Linked DNA regions of Homo sapiens: region 2 is linked to region 1. The links are chromatin loops, found by intact Hi-C in ENCODE. Cell type or tissue: Caco-2. All regions are shown on one strand. Each heading gives the region's core, and the rest is flanking DNA. Links, peaks and the distances in the headings are about the cores only.

Evidence for each region. A loop is a pair of places that touch in the nucleus more often than their neighbours do. Peaks named below come from ENCODE experiments on the same cell type or tissue, not always from the same donor. Only the 100,000 strongest peaks of a DNase experiment are listed, where the experiment ranks them.
Region 2: a loop joins it to region 1, with 2.4 times the contacts of the local background. A loop is called at or near these places in 8 of 110 quality-filtered maps.

What each region holds. Positions count from the first base shown.
Region 1 is chr12:121,596,364-121,607,603 of GRCh38, forward strand. It overlaps the pseudogene RNU6-1004P. Among named protein-coding and RNA genes, the nearest start is that of KDM2B, 21 kb to the left of the region's middle. In Caco-2, for the core only: no CTCF peak of the experiment used is centred there; a DNase peak (open chromatin) is centred at 4,768.
Region 2 is chr12:121,537,422-121,539,921 of GRCh38, forward strand. The region is part of intron 6 of KDM2B (lysine demethylase 2B); the gene reads right to left. Among named protein-coding and RNA genes, the nearest start is that of KDM2B-DT, 42 kb to the right of the region's middle. RefSeq lists silencers at 1-647, 758-907. In Caco-2, for the core only: no CTCF peak of the experiment used is centred there; a DNase peak (open chromatin) is centred at 1,410; H3K4me3 peaks cover 1,602 bases.

The DNA.
Region 1 (11,240 bases), core at 3,789-6,288:
CGAACTCCTGGCCTCAAGTGATCCGTCCACCTCGGCCTCCCAAAGTGCTGGGATTACAGGCGTGAACCACTGAGCCCGGCCCCTTGTTCCCTGTTCTGTTTCTTTTTCACTGTTATCACTGATCACCATCGATCATATTATCTACATATCTATTAGATTGGCGCAAAAGTAATTGCTGTTTTTGCCATTACCTCCAATGGCATTACTTTCAGTGGCAAAAACTGCAATTACTTTTGCGCCAACCTAATATATTGAGACAGGGTCTCTCTCTGTCACCCAGGCTGCTGGAGGGCAGTGACACAATCACAGCTCACTGCCATGTCCAACTCCTGGATTCAAGTGATCCTCCCGCCTCAGTCTCCTGATTACCTGGGACTACAGGCATGTATCACCACACCCAGCCGGTTTTTTTGTTTGTTTGTTTTTGAAACAGTTTTGCTTTTGCCCCCCAGGCTGGAGTGCAATGGCATGATCTTGGTTCACTGCAACCTCTGCCTCCGGGGTTCAAGCGATTCTCCTGTCTCAGCCTCCCAAGTAGCTGGGATTACAGGTGCCTACCACCACACCTGGCTAATTTTTGGTTTTGTGGGTGTGTGTGTGTGTGTGTGTGTGTGTGTGTGTGTGTGTTGGAGTCTGGCTCTGTCACCCAGGCTGCTGGAGTGCAATGGCGCAATCTTCAGCTCACTGCAACCTCTGCCTCCTGGGTTTAAGCAATTCTCCTGCCTCAGACTCCTGAGTAGCTGAGATTACAGGTGTCCACCACCACGCCCGGCTAATTTTTGTATTTTTAGTAGAGACAGGGTTTCACCGTGTTGGCCAGGCTGGTCTCCATCTCCTGACCTCAGGTGATCCACCTGCCTCAGCCTCCCAAAGTGCTGGGACTACAGGCGTGAGCCACCACGCCCGGCTCAAGTTTCTCTTTTTCTTTTTTTTTTTTTACATTTTGTAGAGACAGGGTCTCACTATGTTGCCCAGGCTGGTCTTGAACTCCTGATCTCAAGCAATCCTCCCTCTCTGGCTCCCGAAGTGCGGGGATAATAGGCATGAACCACTGTGCACAGCCCATATTTTATATTCTACTTAACTGAGTTTCTTTAGTTTTTATTCCTCCCACTAGGATGTCTGTTTTGTTTACCTCCATATCTCCAGCCCCTAGAACAGAACTTGGTTCATGGTGGGTTCAGTAACTATTTGAATTAAATGAATAGATGGACGTAAAATGGTTAGTACTGCGGTGCCCAGTAATGGTAGGTATCAAACTTAGTCTCTGTGCTCCAACAGAAAGCAGTGTAATTTAAGATGGGCACAGTGGGCTGGGCGCGGTGGCTCACACCTGTAATCCCAGCACTTTGGGAGGCCGAGGCAGGTGGATCACCTGGGGTCAGGAGTTCGAGACTGGCCTGGCCAACATGGTAAAACCTTGTCTCTACTAAAAATACACAAAATTAGCTGGGTGTGGTGGTGGTCACCTGTAATCCCAGCTACTTGGGAGGCTGAGGCAGGAGAATTGCTTCAACCTGGGAGGTGGAGGTTGCAGTGAGCCAAGATCACGCCACTGCACTCCAGCCTGGGCGACAGAGCGAGACTCCGTCTCAAAAAAAAAAAAAGATGGGCACAGTGGCTCCCGCCTGTAATCCCAGCACTTTGGGAGGCCGAGGTGGGCAGATCACCCGAGGTCAGGAGTTCGAGACCAGCCTGGCCAACATGGTGAAAAACCCTGTCTCTACTAAAAATACAAAAATTAGCCGGGTATGGTGGCACACGCCTATAGTCCCAGCTACTTGGGAGGCTGAAGCAGGAGAATCACTTGAACCTGGGAGGCAGAGATTGCAGTAAGCCAAAATCTGGCCACTGCACTCCAGCCAGGGTGACAGAGCCAGACTCCATCTCAAAAAAAAAAGAACGAAAGAAAGAGAGCAGTGTAATTGGAGCAGGGAAAATGCAGCATCGTAATAGGAGGTACAGGTTAGGAGCTCTGGCTGAGAAATCCCGTCTGTACCATGTACCAGCTGTGTGACCTGGAACAGAAGAATGAATTCACCTTCCTGAGGCTCAGTCTCCTCATCTGTCAAATGCAGGTGATGTAGGACCTCCTGGGAAGGATGTGAGCATGCAGGAGATGGTAAATGAAAAGCACTTAGCAGAGTGTCTGGTGCATAATAAGTGCTCAGAAAACACTGGCCTACGCTGTTCATTATAGTAATACTCAGATGAGGGGGACCTCTGAGTCAATTAAACAGTTGCTAAGCACTTAAAATATGTCACGGGCCAGCGAGTCCAGTAAACATTTATTGACTTAAATCTGTGAACTCCTTAAGGGAAGGGACTGTGTCTACATTGTCATGATCCCGGCCCCAGAAGATGCTAATTAATGTGAAAACATGCTGGAAAAGTTACATACTGAACTCAAATATGAGTTAGAATACAGAATAGCTATTAGAGTAATAACACCCATTGCCTAACATGTGCCAGGCTTGCTGTTGGGTGTTGGAGAAAGGGCAGGGAGCTTAAACAAACATGGGAACTTACAGCTTAGCAGGGGAGACAGACTTTGTTCTGAGAATTGCACAGATAGAGAGGAAACTCTGAAGTTGATAAATATCACAAAGAAGACATATGTGGTGCTGTGAGTTCCATAATATGGAGGGAGGGAGGGTTGACCTGGTCTCGGACTGGGGAGGGAGTGATGCCTAGAGCTGAGCTCTGAAGAAAAGTTCTTTGCTAGGCTGAGTGTTGGGGAAGTGCTCTCAGCAGATGAAATGGCAGATAGAATAGGCCTTCTGACTGAGGCACACATGTGCTAAAGGGCGCAAAAGAAGGCCCATATGACACAAGCATAGTGAGCTGAGGGTGCGATTGGGGGTGAAATAAACTGCAAAAATTAGTAGACACTTTGGGAACTAGCTGGGCAATGTCTGATAAAGCTGAAGGTGTGTGTAACCTATGATGCAGCCGCTCCACAGCTGAGGACATTGTTGACAGAAATGCAGGAGTGCACTGGGAAGCATGAACAAGAATGATGGCCCTAGCAGCATTGTATATCATCACAAAAAACTGGAAATAGGCTGGGCGCGGTGACTCATGCCTGTAATCCCAGCACTTTGGGAGGCCAAGGCAGGCAGATCACCTGAGGTCAGGAGTTCGAGACCAGCCTGGCCAACACGGTGAGACCCCATCTCTACTAAAAATACAAAAATTAGCCGGGTGTGGTGGCACATGCCTATAATCCCAGCTACTCGGGAGGCTGATCAGGAGAACTGCTTGAACCCGGGAGGCGGAGGTTGCAATGAGCCAGGATCGTACCACTGCACTCCAGCCTGGGGCAACAGAGCAAGACTTTGTCTCAAAAAAAAAAAAAAAAAAAAAAAAAAGACAGGTTCAGGCCTGGTGTGGTAGCTCACATTTGTAATGCCAGCACTTTAGGAGGCCAAGACAGGAGAATCGCTTTAGTCCAGGAGTTTGAGACCAGCCTGGGCAACTTAGTGAGACTCTGTCTCTGCAAAAAAAAATGTAAAAGTATGGGCGCGGTGGCTCATGCCTGTAATCCCAGCATTTTGGGAGGCCGAGGCAGGTGGATCACCTGAGGTCAGGAGTTCGAGACCAGCCTGGCCAACATGGCAAAACCCCATCTCTACTAAAAATACAAAAATTTGCTGGGCATGGTGGTGTGTGCCTGTAATCCCAGCTACTCAGGAGGCTAAGGCAGGAGAATCACTTGAACCTGGGAGGCGGAGGTTGCAGTGAGCCAAGATTGCACCATTGCACTCCAGCCTGGGCAACAAGAGCAAAACTCCATCTCAAAAAGAAAAATGAAAAAAATTAGCTGGGTGTGGTGGTGCACTCCTGTGGTACCAGTTTCTCTGGAAGCTAAGGTGGGAGGATCACTTGAGCCCACAAAATCAAGGCTGCAGTGAGCCATGATCGCAACACTGCACTCCAGCCTGGGCAACAGAGTGAGACCCTGTCTCCAAAAAAAAAAAAAAAAAAAAATTCTGGGCACGGTGGTTCACGCCTGTATTCCCAGCACTTTGGGAGGCCCAGGCAGGTGGATCACTTGAGGTCAGGAGTTCAAGACCAGCCTGGACAACAGGCTGTATTTTGTATTTTGTCTATTAAAAATAGAAAAATTAGCTCGGCATGGTGGCGTGTGCCTGTAATTCCAGCTACTTGGGAGGCTAAGGCAGAGTTACTTAAATCTGGGAGGTGGAAGTTGCAGTGAGCTGAGATCGCGCCACTGCACTCCAGCCTGGGCGACAGGGAGACTCCATCTCAAAAAAATAAAAAAATAAAAAATACAGGCAGGTTCTTGCAACATGTATTTCCTGTGTACCAGACCTTGTGTTAGTCCTTCCTTCATGCATTCAACATGTATTAAACACCTACTGTGTGCCAGGCCTGATGCCTGTAATTTATTCATACATTATTTATTCAATCCAAGCAGGATTTATGGAGTGCTTAGGTAATGCTAAGCTCTGAGCTTGTCATTCAATGCAATGTATGTTTATCAAGCAGCTACTGTATACAGCTGTCCCAATCAGTGCCTGGGTACACAGTAGTTCAATAAATGCCTGAATGAATGAACGCCCTCAAGGAGCCCCCAGTCTTCCTGCTAACATGGCCTGTAAATAAATAACTCTAACACACAAAGATAAGGCTAGAAGGTGGGTGTGTTTAGAGTGCAGAGGGCCCCTTATCACCTGTACTGCCAGGTACCTTTCTCAGGGCCATATCTTCTCACCTGGGAACCAGCTCTTTGAAGGTGAGGCCAGGCTGGCCCCTAGCTCACCTGCCTGTCCATCCCCGGGCACCCATGGAGGACTTTGCCTGCAGCTCCCACTCAATCATTGCCTGCTGTCTAATTACGGCCGCTTCCGTGACCGCAGTTGTTCCTTCCTTCATACACCAGGCAAGAGGGCAGCAGCTGAGTTCTAACCCTGGAGCTCTGGCAAAGGGCCTGCACTTCTGACAGGTGCCCTCCCTCAGATTTGGCCTGATTTTCCATCTATGAAATGAAAGATTTGATTCTCCTCCTCCTTGACTTCTTAACACCTTGCCTGGACTCCTATAATGGCAAGTTAATTTTGAAAAATTATAGAGGTAATCCATGATCTAATTTTGCAAAAACCCAGACAATGCATAGAAATCATTGAAGATGGGCCAGGCGTGGTGTCTCACGCCTGTAATCCCAGCACTTTGGGAGGCCAAGGCGGGCGGATCACCTGAGGTCAGGAGTTCGAGACCAGCCTGGCCAACATGGCGAAACCCTGTCTCCACTAAAAATACAAAAATTAGCCAGGCATGGTGGTGCATGCTAGTAATCCCAGCTACTCAGGAGGCTGAGGCAGGGGAGTCGCTTGAACCCAGGAAGCGGAGGTTGCAGTGAGCCGAGATCATGCCGTTGCACTCCAGCCTGGGCAACAGAGTGAGACTTCATCTCTAAAAAAATAAATAAATAAATAAATAAAAGAAATCATTGAAGACTCAAATCTTCACTAGAGTCACAAAGCTTTGCACAATCCAAAACTTTCCTTCCTTCCTTCTTTTTTTTATTTATTTATTTATTTTATTTTATTTTTTTGAGATGGAGTTTCGCTCTTGTTGCCCAGGCTGGAGTACAATGGTGTGATCTCGGCTCACTGCAACCTCCACCTCCCAGGTTCAAGCGATTCTCCTGCCTCAGCCTCCCGAGTAGCTGGGATTACAGGCATATGCCACCACACCCAGCCAATTTTTTGCATTTTTAGTAGAGATGGGGTTTCTCCATATTGGTCAGGCTGGTCTTGAACTCCCAACCTCAGGTGATCCGCCCACCTCGGCCTCCGAAAGTGCTGGGATTACAGACATGAGCTATCGCGCTCAGCCTCCTCCTCTTTAACTGTGGTAAAATATATTCTGCAGGTTTTTTTTGTGATGGTTGTTTGTTTGTTTGTTTGTTTGTTTGTTTGTTTGTTTTTGAGATGGAGTCTCGCTCTGTCGCCCAGGCTGGAGTGCAGTGACACCATCTCGGTTCACTGCAACCTCACCTTCCTGGTTCAAGCCATTCTCCTGGCTCAGCCTCAGAGTGGCTGGGACTATAGGCATGCGCCGCCACACCCCACTAATTGTTTTGTGTTTTTTGTAGAGACAAGGTGTCTCCATGTTGTCCAGGCTGGTCTCTAACTCCTAGGCTCAAGAGATCTGCCCACCTCAGCCTCCCAAGGTGCTGGGATTATAGGCTTGAGCAACCATGCCTGGCCTCCTTTTTTTGTGGGGGAGACAGGATCTTGCTGTGTTGCTTAAGCTGGAGTGCAGTAGTGCAATCATAGCTCACTGCAGCCTCAACCTCCTGGGCTTAAGCAAGCCTCTTGTCTCAGCCTCTCGAGTAGCTGGGGCTATAGGTGGACACCACCACACCCAGCTAATTTTTAATTTTTTTATAGAGATGGGGGTCTCACCATGTTGCCCAGGCTGGTCTCAAACTCCTGTCTCAAGTGCTCCACCTACCTCCCCAAAGTGCTGGGATTACAGGGCGGGAGCCACTGCGTCTGACTGTATATTACCTTTTATTGTGGTCTTATCATCAGTTAGTTTAGAACATTTACAGGATGAACTTTAATAATGTATTGATTATTTTGGCAAGAAAATGGCTAATAATATTTGCCGTAGTAAAACTGAGTCATTAGATTACTTTCTGGAGTTACTTACTGCCAAGCAAAGTAATAAAGACTGTTCCACTGTGGGAAGGTGTGAAAATAAATAACATTACGCGATTCTGAGCTTAAAAATAGGAAATAAACTTATATGTACGGTTTTAAAAATAATAATATAGGGGCCGGGAGCGGTGGCTCATGCCTGTAATCCCAGCACTTTGGGAGGCCGAGGCAGGTTGATCCAAGGTCAGGAGATCGAGACCATCCTGGCCAGCATGGTGAAACCTTGTCTCTACCAAAAATACAAAACTTAGCCAGGCATGGTGGCACACACCTGTAGTCCCAGCTACTTGGGAGGCTGAGACAGGAGAATCGCTTGAACCCAGGAGGCTTGCAGTGAGCCAAGATTGCACCACTGCACTCCAGCCTGGGCGATAGAGGGAGACTCCATCCCAAAAAAAAAAAAAATAATATATATATATATATATATATATATACACACACACACACACACACACAATTATTACTATCGACTTAAGAGAGAAAACATTAACAGTTTCATAGCAGTGCTATTGACAACAACCACAAAGGTGAAAATGACCCAAATGTCCATCAGTAGATAAATGGAAAAATAAAACATGGTATATGGAATATAATATAATATGGAATATGATTCAGACTTAAAAACAAAGGAAATTCTGACACATGCTGCAACAAGATAAACCTTGAAGACATGCTAAGTGAAATAAGCCAGACATGAATGGACAAATATGGTATGATTCCATTAATATGAAGTACCTAGAGTATTTCAATTCATGGAAACAGAAAACAGAATGATGGGCCCAAGGGCTGGGCGTGGAGGCTTATGCCCGTAATTCCAGCACTTTGAGAGGCCAAGGCGGGTGGATCATCTGAGGTCGGGAGTTCGAGACCAGTCTGACCAACATGGAGAAACCCTATCTCATGGCCGGGTGTGGTGGCTCATGCCTGTAATCCCAGCAGTTTGGGAGGCCGAGGCGGGCTGATCACCTGAGGTCGGGAGTTTGAGACCAGCCTGACCTGCAGGGAGAAACCCTGTCTCTACTAAAAATACAAAATTAGCCAGGCGTGGTGGCACATGCCTGTAATCCTACCTACTAGGGAGGCTGAGGCAGGAGAATCGCTTGAACCCGGGAGGCGGAGGTTGCGGTGAGCCGAGATCGTGCCATTGCACTCCAGCCTGGGCAACAAGAGCGAAACCCCATCTCAAAACAAAAAAAAGAGAGAAAAAGAAAACCCATCTCTACTAAAAATACAAAATTAGCTGGGCGTGGTGGCGCATGCCTGTAATCCCAGTTACTGGGGAGGCTAAGGTAGGAGAATTGCTTGAACCCGGGCAGCGGAGGTTATGATGAGCCAAGATTGTGCCATTACACTCCAGCCTGGACAACAAGAGCGAAACTCCATCTCAAAAAAAAAAAAAAAAAAGAGTCAGGCGTGGTGGCGCGTAGCTGTAATCCCAGATACTTGGGAGGGTGAGACAGACGAATCACTTGAACGTGGGAGGCAGAGGTTGCAGTGAGCCGAGACTGAGCGACTGCATGTCAGCCTGGGCGACAGAGTGAAACTCTATCTCAAAAAAAAAAAAAAAAGAAAGAAAGAAAGAAAAGAGAGAAAGAAAACAGAATAGAATATAGAATAGATATAATGGTGGTGGCCAGGGGCTGGATGGAGGGGGATATTCTGGGGAGTTAGGTTTAATGGGGACAGACTTTTTGTTTGAGAGGATGGAAAAGTTCTAGACGTGGATGGTGGTGATGGTTGTACAACAGTGTGAATATGCTTAATGTCATGGAGCTGTACACTTAAAAATTGTTACAATGATAAATTTTATGTTACATATATTTTGTCACAATTAAAAAAAGCAGCAGTACTCACTCACTTTGGCAGCACGTATACTGAAATTGAAACCGCACATAGCACTTTAGCATGGCCCTTGCGCGAGAATGACAAGCAGATTCATGAGGCTGAGACATTCCATGTTAAAACAGCAGCAACAGAAGCCCAGCAATCCCAGTGTCTCTTTGAAATTCTCCATGGCCGGGCGTGGTGGCTCACGCCTGTAATCCCAGCACTTTGGGAGGCCAAGGTGGGTGGATCACGAGGTCAGGAGATCCAGATCATCCTAGCTAACATGGTGAAACCCCATCTCTACTAAAAATACAAAAAAAATTTAGCCGGGTGTGGTGGCGGGCGCCTGTAGTCCCAGCTACTCAGGAAGCTGAGGCAGGGGAATGGAGTGAACCCAGGAGGCGGAGCTTGCAGTGAGCCGAGATGGCACCACTGCACTCCAGCCTGGGCAACAGAGTGAGACCCCATCTCAAAAAAAAAAAAAAAAAGAAATTCTCCACGGACCCATCCCAGTCTCTTCCTCCTAACCCCCTGAAAGTACTAGTATATTTTTGTATTTATCGCTTATTGTACCATTGCAGGGTTTTTTTGTTTGTTTATTTGTTTTTGAGATGGAGTCTTGCTCTGTCACCCAGGCTGGAGTGCAGTGGCGCGATCTCAGCTCACTGCAACCTCTGCCTGCCGGGTTCAAGTGATTCTCCTGCCTCAGCCTCCCGAGTAGCTGGGATTACAGGTGCCCGCCACCATGCCTGGCTAATTTTTGTATTTTTTGGTAGATATGGAGTTTCACCATCTTGGCCAGGCTGGTCTTGAACTCCAGGCTGGTCTTGAACTCCTGACTTCGTGATCCACCCGCCTCGGCCTCCCAAAGTGCTGGGATTATAGGCATGAGCCAGCACGCCCGGCCTTTTTTTAAATTTTTTTTCGAGACAGAGTCCCACTCTATCACCCACCCTGGAGTGCGGTAGCGCAGTCTCGTTTACTGCAATCCCCTCCTCCCAAGTTCAAGGGATTCTCCTGCCTCAGCCTCCCAAGTAGCTGGCATTACAGCTGCGCACCACCACACCCACCTAATTTTTGTATTTTTTAGTAGAGACGGGGTTTTGCCATGTTAGCCCAGCTGGTCCCAAACTCCTGACCGCCTGCCTCAGCCTCTCAAAGTGCTGGGATCACAGGCGTGAGCCACCGTGCGCTGGCCTAGTTTTTATATATATTGTTTTCTTTGGCATGTTCTTTTTGTTTTGAATCATTCACTTGTTTCCTTTTTATTTTTAGAGATGGGGGTCTCCCTCTCTCACCCAGGCTGGAGTGCACTGATGCAATCACAGCTCACTGCAGCCTCAAACTCCTAGGCTCAAGGGATCCTCCTTCCTTAGCCTCCCCAGTAGCTAGGACCACAGGTGCAAGCCAGCATGCCTGGCCAATTTTTTACTTTTATTTTTTGTAGAGACAGGGTTTCGCCATGTTGCCCAGGCTGGTCTTGAACTCCTGGCCTCAAAATATCTCCCTGCCTCTGCCTCCCAAAGTGCTGGGTTTACAGGTGTGAGCCAATGCACCCAGCCATTTCTTCTTTTTTGATTTAAAAATATTTAATTGATAATGGCCAGGCGTGGTGGCTCACATCTGTAATCCCAGCACTTTGGGAAGCCAAGGCGGGTGGATCATGAGGTCAGGAGTTCAAGACCAGCCTGGCCAACATGGTGAAACCCTGTCTCTACTAAAAATACAAAAATTAGCCGGGCGTGGTGGTGCGCGCCTGTAATCCCAGCTACTCAGGAGGCTGAGGCAGGAGAATAGCTCGAACCCGGGAGGCAGAGGTTGCCGTGAGCCGAGATCGTGCCATTGCACTCCAGCCTGAGACAGAGCAAGACTCTATCTCAAAAAAAAATTTTAACTGATAAATTGAATTGTATATATTCAAGATGTACAGTGTGATGAGTTGAAATCCATTGTGTCCTGATTACCATGGTCATATTGATTAACGCATATCCATCACTCCCATAGTTTCCATTTTACTTGTCCTGTCTTTGAATTTTATGTAAATAGACTTGATAGTATACATATACAATTGTCCGAATGTTAGTGTCCCCCCAAAATTCATGTGTTGGAACCTAATACCCAATGCAATAGTATTAAGAGATAGGTCCTTTGGGAGGTGATTAAGTTATAAGGTTCTGCGTGTGTGAAGGGATTAGTGCCCTCATAAAAGCAGCTCGAGGGGGCTATGTGCTGTGGCTCATGCCTGTAGTCCCAGAACTTTGGGAGGCTGAGGTAGGCAGATTGCTTGAGCCCAGGAGTTCGAGACTGGCCTGGGCAAACATGGGGAGACCCCGTCTCACTACACAATATTAGCCGGTTGTGGTGGTGCATTCCTGTGGTCCCAGCTACCCAGGATGCTGAGGTGGAAGGATCACCTGAGCCTGGGAGAATGAGGCTGTAGTGAGCTGTGATTGTACCACTACACTTCAGCCTGGGCGACAGAGTGAGATCCTGTCTCAACAACAGCAACAACCAAATAAATAAATAAAAGAGGTCCCCAGCCTGGCCAACATGGCGAAATCCTGTGTCTACTAAAAATACAAAAATGTGCTAGGTGTGGTGGTGCATGCCTGTGATCCCCAAGGGAGGAGAATCACTTAAATCCAGAAGCTGGAGCTTGCAGTGAGCTGAGATCATGCCATTGCACTCCAGCTTGGACGACAGAACTGACCTTGTCTGGAA
Region 2 (2,500 bases), core at 1-2,500, 63 kb before region 1:
CCTCGGCCGCCCCCGGCCGCCCCCAGCTCAGGTGGCTTCTGTGCAGCAAGGCACCCTCCAAGTTGGCGGCAGATCATCGGGAGCCCCCGAACCGAGCCCTTGGGGGTTCCCGCCTGCCACGGCCGGGCCAGCCGGGGAGGAGGGCGGCAGGAGGGTTGCTGCACCTGCAGCACCAACTTTGGGGCGCTGCCTGGGGGCTGCGGAGGCGGGGCGGCCCCGCCCCACCTTTTTCCCTCCAACTTGGCGTAACTCCCCCGGTGGCTCGGGAGGCGTCCCCGTGGGGAAAGGGCCGGGAGGGGCGCCGGAACGCTGACACCCGAGGGGCGCGGGAGGTGCCAAGAGCGCGCCGCACACTCGCACCCGACCCCGGGAGACACAAAGAGCGGCTCCGCGACGCCGGCCCTGTAGCCCGCGGGCGGGAGGCCACCCACACCCGCCCCGCGCAGCGCCACAAAGGAGGGGGCGCCCGGGCAGCGCGGCCCGCGGTTACCCTCGGCGGCGGCGGCGGCGGCTCCCGTGCGTCCCCTTCGGCTCCCGGGCGTCCCCTTCGGCTGCGGAGGCTCGACGCGCGCCCGGCCCCACTCCCGGCGGCAACGCGAGCCGAGCCCCCTCCACGGCGCTGCCAGGCCCCGGCCGAGGACGCGGGGCCCCCGCTCGCTGCCTTCCTTCCGCGGGGAGCCGGGCGCTGCCTGCGCTCATGCCCGCGCTGAAACTGAACACCCGCGGCGCGGGGCCGCCAGGGAGGCGGAGGGAGGCCGCGGGGCGACCGGGAAGCAACGCGGGCCGGCGCCAGGAGACGCCCCTCGCCCGGCCGGTGGGGGTGCAGGGCTGGCTCTCCCCACCCCCCTGAGCCCCGTGTTCCATAGCAGGTGACGGCCAGCAAAGCCACCTTCCTAAGATGTGCCCCTCCAGATACAGCCATAGAAAGGACCCGAGCTAGGGGCCGCGGGGAGAGTGGGATCCGGAGTATGGTAGCGCTGAGAAGGGGGAAGCCGCTCTGACCCCAAGGCCCACGCGCTGTGTGACCTTAAACAACTCACTTCCCCTCTCTGAACAGCATCCTCACTGCTCGGCACTGAAGTTCAATTCTGCATTCTAAGATGTTCTTTTACCACCCCTTCCCCTGCCTGGTGGCTTAGTGACTGTGTACCCTACATCATAGCATGGTTGAGAGACTCCTTTGAGATAAATACATATTCACCGCATCATCCAAACTGTGGTACCTGGATTACTTAATCCAAACTTCACAACAACCCTAAAAAGTCATTCCCAGGATTCTTCCTGTTTTCAGATAAGCACAGGGAGGCTTGTGACTCAAGCCTCGAGTTCGGGTCCAGCCTCCAGTTCGGGTCACCAGCCTATCAGAGGCAGTGCTCACCCAGGCAGCCTGTCTCCCAGTCCCTCAGCTTTGCCCCCATTGGTCTACCTGACACACCTCAACTCCAGGAGGAGTCCAGAGGTTACAGCCAAACCTCACCACTAACCTCCAGCTGCAGGTGGTGATCCCGCTCAAATCAGAAGTCCCACACTCAAGGTCACCAGAGTCCCCGCCCTCCTCCCACCCTGTCCCACACCCTTCTCCCAAACCACAAGGGGGCTGGAAATGGTCCCATAGCCACTGCAGGGGCAGATTCCAGCCTCTCCATTCTTTCTCCAAACCCCAGCCACCAGGACTACTGAGCAATATTAATTAACAGGTTCTAATTACCAGTGCTAATAATAATAATAGCTGTTTACATGCGTGATCTCGTTTCACCCCTAAGACAACCAACATAATGGTGCGCGCCTGTAGTCCCAGCTACCAGGGAGGCTGGGGTGGGAGGACTGCTTCACCTCACGAGGTCAAGGGTGAATCACGACTGCGCCACTGCACTCCAGCCCGGGTGACATAGGAGACCCTCTCCCAAAAAAAAAAAAAAAAAAAAAAAAAAAAAGAAAGAAAAGGATGTGGCATTAAATGAGCTAGGAGAGGAGACAGTCCTGATGGCCGGACCAGGCTATCCACATAAGAGAATTGTATTTTTAGTCACAAATGCCTCAGCTCCTTGAAGGCAGGGACTATATCCGATTCATCTGTGTAACCGTAGCACCCTGCAGCAACCCTATAATTACTTCACTGGGCTCTGTGACATTGGACTGATCTTCCCCCTTTCTGGAACTCAGAGTCCCACTAATCAGGGGCCTCTAACTGGTGTCTTCGTGGGTCACACCAGGCCCCAGAAGCACTTGGTTTGGCCAGCAGTTTTTTTTTTTAACTTTTAAAGGAATTTCTGAGTTATCCACAAGCCTCATCAGCCCCTAATGTGTTTGTTTGTTTGTTTGTCTGTTTGTTTTTTAAGACAGAGTCTTGCTCTTTTGCCCAAGCTGGAGTGGAGTGGCATGATCTCAGCGCACTGCAACCTCCAACTCCCGAGTTTAAGAGATTCTCATGCCTCAGCTTCCCAAGTAGCTGGGACTCCAGGGGCACACCACTACACCCGGCTGATTTTTGTATTTTTAG